Regions from separate parts of the Mus musculus genome. Here region 1 is linked to region 2. Evidence: chromatin loops called from intact Hi-C (ENCODE). Cell type or tissue: gastrocnemius. All regions are shown on one strand. Each heading gives the region's core, and the rest is flanking DNA. Links, peaks and the distances in the headings are about the cores only.

Evidence for each region. A loop is a pair of places that touch in the nucleus more often than their neighbours do. Peaks named below come from ENCODE experiments on the same cell type or tissue, not always from the same donor. Only the 100,000 strongest peaks of a DNase experiment are listed, where the experiment ranks them.
Region 1: it touches region 2 in a loop (6-fold over the local background); 11 of 42 quality-filtered maps call a loop at or near these places.

The regions. Positions count from the first base shown.
Region 1 is chr4:11,961,091-11,968,221 of GRCm38, reverse strand. It overlaps Pdp1 (pyruvate dehyrogenase phosphatase catalytic subunit 1), which reads left to right and starts at 1,772. Exons shown (of 3, transcript NM_001098230.1): 1 at 1,772-1,920; 2 at 2,574-2,608; 3 at 5,989-7,131. The coding sequence starts at 2,578. 1700123M08Rik (RIKEN cDNA 1700123M08 gene) reads right to left here and starts at 1,648. Exons shown (of 5, transcript NR_040577.1): 1 at 1,539-1,648. In gastrocnemius, for the core only: no CTCF peak of the experiment used is centred there; DNase peaks (open chromatin) are centred at 2,415 and 3,190; H3K4me3 peaks cover 2,233 bases; H3K27ac peaks cover 2,220 bases.
Region 2 is chr4:12,021,250-12,028,380 of GRCm38, reverse strand. No RefSeq gene overlaps it. Among named protein-coding and RNA genes, the nearest start is that of Gm46844, 11 kb to the right of the region's middle. In gastrocnemius, for the core only: a CTCF peak has its summit at 4,501 (motif pointing right); a DNase peak (open chromatin) is centred at 4,534; H3K27ac peaks cover 2,046 bases.

The DNA of each region.
Region 1 (7,131 bases), core at 2,195-4,694, 59 kb after region 2:
CAGACTAGAAAAAGATATAGGTTGACAGTAGGCTACACGAAGAGTACTGAGGGATGAAATTATTGTTCGGGATTTCCTTTCCGAGAGTTCAAGAAAATTTGGTTGATAAGGGTTGTAATATGAGAGCTTTTCTTTTTCCTGGTAGATTAGGGCCTGCATTCACTGTTTTCATCTGTGCAGGTTCCTGTCTGTAGTGCACCTGACATTAATTAGACACACAGTCAACTATGCATAGGCAAAGTCCGGGAATATGGCATTCTCCCTAAAACGCTGAGGATACACTCTTGCCTTACTGTGTACACACCAAACTAAACCCTTGCATCAGATATATTGGGACTGTCTCTAAGTAGAAATGGCTAATCTTGATTGTTGTTAGGAGAGGATAAATGTATCTCTTCTCCAAGAGGGGAAGGCAGGGGACTGATGGGGATCTTGGCTTGTTTGTTCTTGGTTGGGGAAAGGTACCTATATTTTCCCCCTCACCAATCATCTCTGCCCGTAAGCCTCTTCTGGGGATGAGCAAATTCTCCAGTTTAGAAATAGAGGCAGCTTGAAAGATTTGGGGAATTATGAATTGCAGGTTTGGTTATATAAGGTTTTTCCTTTATTACATAAAAATTTAAATACTTCAGGATTAATAAAATTTCACAGTAAACTTGGGAGTTCATCTATCTAGTCCAAATTACTTTGTAAACTTTATTAGTTAATAAGGTGTAGAATAAATCAACGTAAACTCATTAACACTGGGCAGAAGCATAGCTTCTCCCAAGAAAGTTTCATGTCATGAAGATGGCATCTATGTGGATGTAGGTAAGTGAAGAAGGCACTGTCCCATAAAGAGACAACCGCAGATGGCAGCAAGAACCCTTAGTGTGTTGTTTAGCACATCTTAAGCCTAACCTCACCCCACAGATAGGCAAACTGAGTCTCATGGGAGGAAGATGGATTTTTGTCACTGGGAATAACTTGAAAGGCTCTTCTGACTCCAAGTTCAGTGCTCTTCCCACTTTCACTGGCTGCATTTTAAAATTCATAACTCTGAATGAGTCAGGGACCAAGGAGGGAATGCTGATTTCAAAGTCCTTCCAAGAACAAGAGCACTCGTGTTATTCTTATCTACAAAGATAAGAATTCCTTCATCAAACTTCCTTTTGCTTTTGTTTACAGCTTCCTAGCCCGGAGACATAAAAATAATTGACTATCAATCCGACCTAATAACCCTAAAATCAGCAACTTGATCTTGAATGAATGAAGCGAGACACCGCCGAGACGCTCTGCCACGCCTCAATTGTGTTGTTCCCGCGGTCTACCTGGGGCAGCCCAGTGCAGAGGAGGCTTGGCTCTCAGGCCAGCCCAGAGCAGCACGCGGGGCCCAGCAGAAGTGCCAGGCATTCGCGAAAGCCCGCCCGCCAGGAAGCAACTGGCTACCAAAGCGCCACGCGCTCAGGGATGCTGGATCCCGCCCAGGCGCTTCCCCATCTGGGAGTCCAAACGCAACCCAACCAAGGCTGTCCACCTCGCGGCACGCGCAAACCCACCTTCACCAGCAACAGGGCGTGGTCACGGGGCGCGCGCACGCGTGGAACCAATAGGCTAGCCGCGCCAAATGGAAGGGATTGTCTGACCTCCGTGACGTCACAAAACTGGCGGGGAGCGCGCCCTCTTCCGCCCCCCGCCCCTCTGGCCCTCCGGGTCCCGCCCACCCGCCATTGCGCAGCCAATCAGAAGGCGAAGAGCTCAAGAGCGCCTGTGGGGGCGGGGCAGGGTGGAGGCCGGGCGAGGCAGGGGCGCGGAGTGGGCTGGCCTGGGCCGAGCTGCAGCGCGCCGGGGTGCTGCGTGGTGCTGAGTGAGGGAAGGACGCGCACGGAGGGGTGCGGCCGCCACCCGGGGCAGACCGCAGCGGGTGCTCGACTGTGCCCGGTTGGTATCCTCGTCCACCGCTGCCGAGTCGTGAGGGGGCGTCAGGGCGGTGAAGTGGAGGGCGCGCGTGGGGAGCGGCCGCGGGTGGAGGGCCGGGTGCGCGCGGAGCCTCGGTCGCGAGGAGCTGCCGCGGGTCCCGGGCGGCACCCGGCTGTCAGCGCGCGGGGCGCCCGCTGTGGCCCGGGCGTGTCTGCCTCGGCTCCCCGCTGACACGCTTGGCCCCGCGTGGCGGAGCCGGCTGCCCACGGCGGGCTGTGCCTGGAGCTCTGCGGAAGCGGGCGCGGCGTGGGGCCGGGCGGGCCTGAAGATGCTGAGTGCTTGTGGGCTCGGTGCGCTGGCTGCATGGAGCGGCGGCGGTGCGCCTGTCCGGGCTCCTGGAGTTGCCCGCCGGGGGCTGTGATGCCGCCTCGCCTGCCGGGTGGGTTTGTTTGGTTTCTTCTTCTCCCCTCCCCTTTCTCCCCCCTCCATTCTCTCCTCCCCTCCCAGCCCATTCACTGGGCTGCTGCGAGACCTCGCCCCTCCTCCGCTCCCGCCTCCCCGCCGCCGCCTCCTCTAATGAGCATCTCTGCTTTGCTTTCAATGGGCCGCTGCTGCTGTCGCTGCTGCTGTCCGCGCGGGTTGTGGATGTTGTCGGCTCCGTGTTGTGATGACAGGAGAATGTGTGTGTGTCCCGGGCCCAGACGAATTGGTAGGTATTCACATAACTACCTGTGTTGGGTACCCAGGGAAGGATGGTGACTGATTTTGTGTATGAATGGATGGCTCTAGGGGTCCTCATGGAATTAAAGGGTGAGATAAGGAAAAGGAGACAAAGGCGCTCTGGACCAGATTTTATTTTTATTTTTATTTTTTGATAGCTTAAGTGTGATATTCTGGGACACACGAAACTGACCAAACAAGTGCTGGTTTGGTTCTTTGTGTTTTAAGGATAATGGCTTTTCTTCATTCTTGTAGACACTGAACTTGAGCTGTGAAATGGCTAGGCGTTTCCAGAAAATGCTGAAAAATTACAAATCTTAATGCAGGGCGTTTAATGCAATCAGATTACATAAACGGAGGTTCTGATACGTGTAATGAAAAGTGTAGTATTTATTTTCATTTGCGTTAGAATCTTTGCAAGACCGAGAAGCTCCAGAGTAGGCGCACCAGTAGCATTTTTCTAATCGATTTGGTCCATGGGTTTATTGATTAAGTGGAATAAAATCTTGACACAGGCTTTGCCCAGCACACCACAAAGAATGGATGGGGCTCTTTCTGTTTCTGGTTCCGGCGCGCGCACCTTTTTATTACTCATTGGCAACATCAGCCAAATCTGCCCAAGACTGATACGTACAATGTTGCCAAGTGTGGGCCATGATGGTGTATGAACTTTAAAAAATAAATAAATAAAAAGAAAGTGAGATTGCTCAAGTTAACCAACAGCTACTTTGAAATTCTTATTGCCTAATCAGGAGGCTTCTATTTTGTTAATTTAGCAAGTTTATCAGCACAGAGTGTTGTTTTTTTTTTTGTTGAATTACAGGGTGTTTAGAAGGATATTAAGAATTTTCATCTTCCTTATACATCATGTCAGAAGCATTTAATAGTGTATTGACTTGTAGCTGTCTCTGGTCGGATGGAAATACTATATAATTGGTACTGACCTGGTAGAATGCTTATTAGTTATAGAGCAGGTTTCCATGAACTCAGCTTCCCTAAGAATATGCCTTTTGAAAGCATGTTAAGAGATGAAGAATTGGAATGCAATCATATGCTAAGCTCTGAATAACTGAAAAGAAAATAATTGAAAAAACTCATGCGTACTCTGTTATTTTGACGTTTAATCTCAAATACTTTTGCTGTGAAGAAAAAAGATGTAGTGTTTGAATTTAAATATTCAGAGCACCTGCTGCATGAAGCTCTTTGTCACCAGATTTCACTCATTTTTAATCGACTTTAAAAGCAGAAAATCTATCAAAACACGGGAACTTAAGGAAAGGGAAAGGGTCCTAGGCTTCTTATGCCTTGAGTAGATGTTTTTAAATGGTTGGACCTTTGCCATCACCCCCACTCTCACATTGTTTTTAAAGTAATACAAACTTACAGATGTCTGAAAAAAATGTACTTCCATTAAAATTGCACTTACATTTTAGTTTCTAATGATAACATTTGCAGCATAAAAACAGCTTTTTGTGCATACATGCATGAAAAAGGTATGGGTTTATACCCACAAGCTAGTGTGATTGGCATATTTGTACACATCTCCTGGCTCAGACATGTACCCTTAACCTTTGGATGACATTCAGGTATTCAGTTTGAACTGTTATTTAGGTGGTTAGTCCTGGTAAATTTTTTGTTGTTAGAATTTTTTTTTCATTTCAGAAGCCTTATTTATAGACTCTAATTCCAAAATTTCTAGTTCTTGCTATTTTGTACTTTTGTCTTTAGAAACAAATCTCTTCTTGGGTAGTCTAATACTTTACTACATACGAAAGACATTCTGTCCAACTTGTATATTTGGTGCTCTCTACAAAAGCAGACACAAATCTGTCAATTTCCAGTGTTTGATTTTTTCTCTTCCCTCATTTTTTCTTTTTACTTCCTGAATGGCCTACCAAAAAGTACGAGAAAATTGTTTAATATAAAACTAACACTGAGATACTTAAAATTCTATCCTTAGTAGATTCTGCTTTTGAAAAAAAAATAGTTGATAAGAAGATTTGTTTCATTTTCCTTTTTTGTTTATTTAAAACAGTTCTAAAGTGTTTCTTGTAATTTAAATGAATGCATGAGACAATATCTTAGGAATTCAGAGAAAATGTGTTACTGAAGATTCTTTTTTTCTTGTATACATTATTTGCAATAGAGATACATGCTCATCTAAATTTTCTAGATAAATGCCTATTGTAAAATACTGTTTTAAGGATACTTATAATGCTATTCTGTTATAATCTAGACCTCACGCTTAATTTATGGTTCTTTGTTGTTTTCCTATAACAAGTAGGTATCTATTTTTAACCAAAAGAGAAAACATTTCCCAAGGAATGAATAGAGATCTCTAGTAGATAAAATAATATTTCGGTAGCTTGCATTATGACATTTAAACATGGGAAATAATAGCAGGTTAGTTAACATCTGAAACAGGAATCATTTGTTTCCAAAAATCAGGTTTATAGCTACAAGAATACTTGATTTTTTTTTCAATCACAAATGGCGCAGCAAAATTCAGCAGTGAATCAGTAAACCCTATATTTGATTTCAAAGCCTCAGTATCTCAAACATTAAAAGCATGAATTCTAAAGAGGCATTAGAGTTAGTCTGCTTGCATGTATTCACTTAAGTTTAGTGGGGAAGGTCCCAGAGAGGTGAAATGTGTTTTCCCAGGATCATTTGGCGAAGAGCAGACCTCTCCTTCTTTAACTTGCTAAGCTGGCACAGTGGTATAGAGAAGGAAGCTTTACAAGAACATCCATCCACTGAGGTTCAGAAATGCGGGAATTTCTGTTTCAGTTTTACTATGTGGAAAATGTTCTCTAGAAGTTAAAATAAACTTTGCATTAACACAGTGGTATATTTATATAATTTACCAGTAAGATATAAACATGGCTTTGTTGAGGATTTATCAGTGCTTCTGGTGATACCATGTGTAATCAAAGGTCAACAATTGACCACAGGTCAAGGAACAGATCTTCATAAATAGTAGAAGTAACTGTGCAAATGGGAGATCTAAGGCCCCTTTGAAAAAGCATAGAGAGGGAGAATGGTGATTGGGCAGGTAGACTGCTGCGGCACAGTGTTACATAACTTCCTGATCTGTGTTCTCCAGCCAGATAGATGTGTATGCTGAACAGTTTGTACTGCACATAGAAATACAAAAGAAAGAGAAAACAGAAATTTAACTGTAGTTCATTCCTGACTTCATGAATGGTTGAACATTTTAATTACCATAAAACACCCTGTAGAAATTAACCTAGCATAGGGATTTTATGTAAATTGCCTTAGGAAATGTTTTCTATAAAGCACAGCTTGTCAGATAATACAGAGTATAACTTTTCTTTGTGTGTGTGTCTGTCTTAATTTGCTCTCTAGGAATCCCAGTCAGAACGTCCAGTCTGCCACTGTTCTCTGATGCCATGCCAGCACCAACTCAACTGTTTTTTCCTCTCGTCCGTAACTGTGAACTGAGCAGAATCTATGGCACTGCATGTTACTGCCACCACAAACATCTCTGCTGTTCACCACCATACATTCCTCAGAATCGTCTGAGGTACACACCCCATCCTGCATATGCTACCTTTTGTAGGCCACGGGAGAACTGGTGGCAGTATACTCAAGGAAGGAGATACGCTTCTACACCGCAGAAATTTTACCTCACACCTCCACAAGTCAACAGCATCCTTAAAGCTAATGAATACAGCTTCAAAGTACCAGAATTTGATGGCAAAAATGTCAGTTCCATTCTTGGATTTGACAGCAATCAGCTGCCTGCAAATGCACCCATAGAGGACCGGAGAAGTGCAGCAACCTGCTTGCAGACCAGAGGGATGCTCTTGGGGGTTTTTGATGGTCATGCAGGCTGTGCTTGTTCCCAGGCAGTCAGTGAAAGACTCTTCTATTATATTGCTGTTTCCTTGTTGCCCCATGAGACTTTGCTAGAGATTGAAAATGCAGTGGAGAGTGGTCGGGCACTGCTACCTATCCTTCAGTGGCACAAGCACCCCAATGATTACTTCAGTAAGGAGGCGTCCAAATTGTATTTCAACAGCTTGAGGACTTACTGGCAAGAACTCATAGACCTCAATACTGGAGAATCAGCTGATATTGATGTTAAGGAGGCTTTAATTAATGCTTTCAAGAGACTCGATAATGACATTTCATTGGAGGCTCAAGTTGGTGATCCTAATTCTTTTCTAAATTACCTGGTGCTTCGGGTAGCATTTTCTGGGGCTACTGCTTGTGTGGCCCATGTAGATGGTGTTGACCTCCATGTGGCTAACACTGGTGATAGTAGAGCCATGCTAGGTGTGCAAGAAGAAGATGGCTCTTGGTCAGCAGTCACACTCTCTAATGACCACAATGCTCAGAATGAAAGAGAACTAGAGCGTCTGAAACTGGAACACCCAAAAAATGAGGCCAAGAGCGTGGTAAAGCAGGACCGGCTGCTTGGCTTGCTGATGCCCTTTAGGGCTTTTGGAGATGTAAAGTTCAAATGGAGCATTGACCTTCAAAAGA
Region 2 (7,131 bases), core at 2,952-5,451:
AAACACAGTGTTGTTCCCTAGATTGTATATTGATGAAGGTTGAGGTGAAGGGTTTAACTTGTAGGGAAAGTAATGATACTGTGTCAGACTCTAGATCAGTGCTTAGCCCAATGTTCATAGAAAGGCTTTATTCAGCAATTGATGCAAAGACCCTTAACCAAACATTAGGCAGACCTCAGGAAACCCTGTAGAAGTGGGAGAGGGGCAAGGTTTGTTGGAGCCAGATGGGTGGAGGATACCAGGAGAACATGGTCCATAGAATCAACTAAGCCTGCTCACAGGGCCTCACAGAGAATGAAGCAACAATCACAGACTCTACATGGGTCTGGGCTAGGTCCTCTACATATATACATTATGGTTCTGTAGCTTGGTATTCTTATGGGACTGCTAACAATGGGAGTGGAGGTGTCTCTGACTTTTTTGCCCACACTTGGGACATTTTTCCTCCTCCTTATCTCACTTTGCTATGAGGGTGTATGTGCCTAGTCTTGACTTGATATGCCATTTTCAGTTCATATCGCTGGGAGGCCTGGTCTTTTCTGAAGGGAAACAGAGGAAGTGTGGGTCTGGGGGAGAGAAGCAGATGGGGGGGGGCAGGAAGAGTGGAGGGAAGGGAAACTCTGGTCCAGATGTGTGAGAGAAGAATGAATCCTTGTAGGAAAGGGCTGATGGCACTGTGTGGACATAGCATCCCTCCTCTTGCCGTTAAAACCCCCACTCTCTCTGCTTTACCTCCTTCCCTCTCTGTAGAATCATTTCCTTCCAGAATTTCTTTTGCATAGATCATCAAACGTTCCCTCCAGCTATGCCTCAAACAGAAATCCAGCCTCAGCTCTCCTACTGTCCAGGTTCAGGCATTCCTTTGCAAAGCCTGTAAGATTAACATTATTAGTATTCAAAGATTAGTCTTCACTCTCCTATTAAGATACTGTTAAGTTCTACAAAGAGGGAGCAAAATTCTAAATCAACAGGGTTATTGGGCCCACACAGTGGTTGCTTACCTCTCTTATTAGCGACTCTGAAAAACAGTGCTGTAGAAGGCCCTAGGTCACTGGCAAGTTCCCTCAGGACTGATCTACTGTAAGCTGTTTACTCTACTCAACAAATGCAGCCTGTGTGGCTCACAATTCTTCTAAACATGGCTTGGACTCAGCATTGATTCGCAACCTTCTTAATATTATGACTTTTAATATAGTTCCTCCTGTTGTGATGATCTCCAAACATAAAATTATTTCATTGCTACTTTGTAACTGCAATTTTGTTACTGTTATGAATGTTAATGTAAATATCTGACATGCTGGATATCTGATATCATGACCCCAAAAGTTGAGAACCACAGGTTGAGAACCACAGGCTTAGATGTCTAAGTTGTATGCAAATAGAATGATTATATATGCAAACATACGTACATACATTGGTTGCACAAGTAAGGTTTATCTGGGAATAAGGAAAATTATGTTGTATTGTCAAAAGAAAGAAACTATCATTTGGATCATCAGGAGAGAAAAAAACAAATCTAGAAGAGTCTGGAATTTGATCTAAGTTACAGCACCAAGTCTGGTGACTTCTTCAGAAGTAATAATATTTATTCTTTGTAGAAGTTTTAGGAAATACAGAAATGTACAAAAAATACCATCTCTTTAGATACCCACAATTACATTTTGGCTTAACATACTCCCCAAACAGTTTTCTTTATATTATGCATAACATATGCCTTATTTATACTCTTTTGCATAATGGAATTATGTGATACATATGTCTTGCTTTTTAAAATACTAAGGAAAAAGCATATTTTACATAATTGAATATCCTTCAGAGATTGATTTTAAACAAATCAGTTTATATAGAGACATTTTTTATATTTTTATGTTACATATTTTCCCATAAGAATGAAGCCTATGTAGGTCTGGGACTTAAAGACCAGACTGAGCAGCACAGCAAGACCCTAGTTATTAGGGCTTTTTTTTTTTAATTTGTTGGTGGTTTTTTTTTTTTAATTGTAAAGATTTTACTCTCTCTCTCTCTCTCTCTTGCTCTCTCTCTCTCTCTCTCTCTCTGTATTTATTTATTTTTTTATTTCTTTATTTAATGTGAATAGACTGCCTTCAGACCCACCACAAGAGGGCATCAGATCCTATTACAGATGGTTGTGAGCCACCATGTGGTTGCTGTGAATTGAACTCAGGACCTCTGGAAGAGTAGTCAGTGCTCTTAACCACTGGGCCATCTCTCCAGCCCCCTACCCCTTTTTAAGTGAATAAATAACGATTTCTTCCTACAGAGTAGGCAGAAAGATTAACCCATTTACTGAACCCTTGAACCGTTGGTGATGACCTCTGAGAGGTGATTCAAGGTCAAGTCCAAATACTACCTTGTAGCCTCCCCCAGCCTTGAGCAGGCTGGTTCAGACCTTGCTGCCACTGTGAATGAAACCACCTGGGGTGGAGCCTTCTGACCTAGGTGGTTCTATTGTTCTGTCATCAGCACTGTTCATCTCCAAGACCCTGCTACCTGCTGAGAGGCTGAACCTGCCTTCCTGAGAAATTCCTGAGACAGCAGGCAACCCAGTGATTGACACCTTCTGCCAACTTAGTGCTGTCAGACAAATGGCTTACAGGCTGGCGTCAGGCATCCAGAATGGATCATCGGGAGATGGGCTTCCCCCTTTATAAGCACAGAATTTTAGTAAACATTGGGCTTTGATCAGCATCTGTCTTGGCCTTGTCTCTTCTCTCGCCGGTCTCTCTCTTACAGCTCTGGCCTCCCACTCAGGAACCCAGTTCGTGTGGCCTCAGGCAGCTACACTACTCCATCCTTCCCTCTCCTCACTTCCATTCACACAAACTCTAGACACTGCAGGCACAGAATCGACATCACCCAGCAGTGTGCTGTCTGTTTCCCCAGCTGACCTTCCTTCTGGAAGCTTCCAAACTATCATGGTCTTTTTGGGGGAACTCTCTAGCTTCAACTGCTTGACCTGTCTTCTATCTGTGAACTCGGGTTTCCCCCAGAGGCTGCCATCACTCTGGGAACCAGGCCATGGTTTCTCCATCACCATAGCTTCTTTACTACATGGTCACAACATTTATCACCATGTCAGCCTGAACCTGCTCCATCTGCCCCTCGGCAGGGCTGACACCTTTGTCAGGGCACAGGCGATGCCTGCTTAGGCTGCTCACACTATTACATCTCTAGCATGAGAACCGTATGCAGTAAGGCTTTATATAAGATTAATTTGATATTACCCAATTAACTGATTTTGATAGATTTTTATGCCACATATTTTCCTATGGGGATAAGGAGTGTATGAGAGGGGTTTTGTCTATGTGCTACTGTATAATATGTAAATCCAGTGCCTAGAAGTCTATCACCTTTCTTTCTTTCTTTCTTTCTTTCTTTCTTTCTTTCTTTCTTTCTTTCTTTCTTTCTTTCTTTCTTTTTTTTCTCGAGACAGGGTTTCTCTGTGTAGCGCTGGCTGTCCTGGAACTCACTTTGTAGACCAGGCTGGCCTCGAACTCAGAAATCCGCCTGACTCTGCCTCCCAAGTGCTGGGATTAAAGGCATGCGCCACCACACCCGGCTCTATCACTTTCTTAAAGAGTTTCAGTCCACAGCTTGCCTGTCTGTGGATGGGTGTGTGTGTGTGTGTGTGTGTGTGTGTGTGTGTGTGTGTGTGTGTTGGTTTTTATAGTAAAAGGTTACTATGCCCTTTTTCTGTTTCCTGCATCTCTCATTCAAATATATACACACAGTGCATAAATATCTCTTCATGAAAATATTAAACATTTTCTCAAACTATCTTTCAATGCTGTATCTTTTCCTTGTTTGCTACTCTAAACTCTTTAATTATTTGTTTACATCCCAACCACAGTTTCCCCTCCTTCCTTTCCTCCTAGTCCCTCCCCTCCCATCTCCCTTTTCCCCCAACCTTTCATTTCTCTTCAGAAAAGGGAGGCCTCCCACGGATATCAACCAAACATGGCATATCAAGTTGCAGTAAAACAAGACACCTCCTCTCGTATTAAGGCGATTGAGGCAACCAGACTAAGGAAAAGGTTCCCAAAGACAGGCAAAAGAGTCAGAAAAGAAGGAGTAGCACATGAAGACCGAGCTACACAGCTCTAACATATATATGCAGAGGGCCTAGGTCAGTCTCGTGCAGGCTCCATGATTGTCAGTTCAGCCTCTGTGAGCTCCTATGGACCCAGGTTAGTTGATTCTGTAGGTTTTCTTGTGGTGTCCTTAGCCCCTCTGGCTCCTACAATCCTTCCTGCCTGGCTTCTACAGGATTCTCCAAGCTCCTCTTACTGTTTGTCTGTGGGTCTCTGCATCTGTTTCCATCCGCTGCTAGATGAAACCTCTCTGATGCCAAATGCACCGGGCACCAACCTATTAATATAGCAGAACATCATTAGGAAACTCTTACTGTATACTAACCATTTAAAAGAGCAGTACAGTCCATGAGAATAAGATCTCTATGGTGCATTTACACGTTGTTCTCAGAAGGTGGCACAAGAGAGTCTCCTTGGGCTCCTGGAAAGGCCTACTCTGATGCATCTAGAAGCCCCTCTCCCCGGCCTCCTTTCTCAACTTCTGCCTTTTTATCCCTTGTTATCTCCCTCATTTTCTCTCCTTCCAAGTTCCTCTTCAGACCTGTGGCTCAAATTATGAGATTTCCCATTAATTCTGGTTTGTCCTATAATGGAGCTGGGGAAAGGAAGCAGGAAAGTGGTTCTTCCTAAAATGACCCTTCCCCCATAAGTGTTTGCATATCTCCTCTATTGTGTACCAAGGCACACCCTATTTAGAGAGCAGTAACCCCAAATATGTGATATGTGTTGCCCTTTATTTAAGAAATGCTAATTTGTTTAATTCATAAACTAACACACACACTCTCTCTCCCTCTCTCTCTTTCTCTCTCTCTCTCTCTCTCTCTCTGTGTGTGTGTGTGTGTGTGTGTGTGTGTGTGTGTGTGTGTGTGCGCGCGCACGCAAGCATGCACTTGCATGAATATTGTATGGTATTAGCATGCACATATGTACCTATGTGTGGAGGCTAGTGTCTTCCTCAGTCACTTCCCACCATGTTTTTATGACAGTCTGGGAACTCACTGAGCAATCCCAGGCAGGTTTACAAGCCCCATGGGCCTTGTCTCCTCGGGGCTGGGATTACAGTCACACGATGCCACATTGGCTTCTTATGTGCATGCTCAGCGTCTGAGCTCAGTCCTTATGCTTGCCTCCCAAGCACTTTATCAACTGAGCCATCTTCCCAGTCTCCAATCCACAAGCATTTGATGAGTTTATTTCCTTTAATAAAGTCTGAGAATGACCATTTAGCTAAAACTTTATACTTATATCAATTATATACGAATTGAAAAGGCATATGCATTTTAAAAGATATATTTTTAAGCAGAACAACCTCCTTATCCAGTATTATTAAATGTCGTCGTATTCTACAGAGCCAACTGCTGAAGAGGATAATGGCTGAGGCAGCATATGGATTGGCCAAGCTATCTTCCAGCCTGTGATTTTCTCAGTAACTGGAGACTTGAATCCTCAGAACTACACTTAGCTTCTATTTCTCCTTCTCTTTTCCAATTATTAAACTGAAAACTATTTTTCCACAGTACTTACAGCTTTTGACAGAATTTGTTTCAATCTTCTGGTTTGAGCAGAAATGAGAATTCTTCAAATAGGTACTGAGCATGCCACCACACATTAGCCAGCAGAGACACCCAAAGTGATACTTTTAGATTTCGGACTTGAGCCTTGAAGAAGCTCTTCGCAGGATCCAGCTCATTCTGTTTGAGTGCTTCCTCCCTGGTCCCATTTACTCATAGTGCAGAAAAGCTTATTACAAAGAATTTCTTTGGGTTTTTCCAATTTACCATATACTAATTACAAACCATTTTTTCACTTAATGTATTACATTTTATGTTGTATAGTATACATTCTTTATTGTTATAATAAACTTTATTCCATAGTTGGAAAAAAAAGATGTATTTTAAGTCAGATGACACATACTACCAAATAGCTTTCTGTAAAGTTTGTACCAAATGACATCCCAAACAATAATGTCCAGTAGTGTCCCTCACCATCAAGAATAACTTGTCTAGTAGACTGTAGTATCTCACTGAGGTAATAATGTATATTTCCCTAAAGTATATGTCTTTAAGTAATAGGGAAGTGAGAAGTGGTTTGATCTTGTATATTTTAATAATGAATAATTTCAAAGTGTATATTTCTCTTAGTAAAATAATAATAACATTTTAAAATCCTTTAGACTAATTCTGAGATCATCATAGACTAGGAGACACCAAGGTCTTAAATTCAGTCTTAGAACCACAGGCCACAGATATTCACAAGTAAAAAGAGACACGATCACTTAAGTATCTTTATTATTTTATAGCCAAAAATACTTAAGGTCTAGTTATTAAGGGAAATGTATTCCATGAGAGCCATGGTAGTAGAATCAAACAGAAAATGAGGTTTATCTTATAGTCTTATGTGTCTTCAACTTAATCACTATTTTGTAATATATGCTTTGTAATAGGTGGCACAACACTATCACACACACACAAACACATTCACACACTCACAGACACACTGACTTAAATACAAACACAGACAGAGAACATCAGAAAAGATTTTGTTCAGGGAACTAATACACAAAAGTAGGAGATTAATATTAACGAACAACTTCGGTAAGATGCAGAGCATTAATTCTGAGAATATATAAATGAAGTGAAATGAATAAAAGATGTTGATAACATTCAAGTTTATAGAAATGGCATACAATGGAAAAGGGTAAGAAAAAAGTCTTTCATGGGTGAGATGATAAGATGCTTTCACATTCTGAAGAAAACTCACACAGAGTCATCGCTATCTGCTCTTCCCGTTTATCTGAACCTGGCTGTGTAATGGGAGAGGAAGTGCATGTGCCACGGAGTTCCTCCCTGTGGCCTTGAGAACTGACAGAGTCAGTGGACCCAGGGGCACCAGGTTGAGATGAAGCAATATATTCCATCAATGATCACTCAATACAGCTTATTCTAAACCAGGTTCTATGGAAGATCTACTACCATCAAGGACAAGGTCTCTACCTCCTGGAAAAGTTCATCTATCAGAC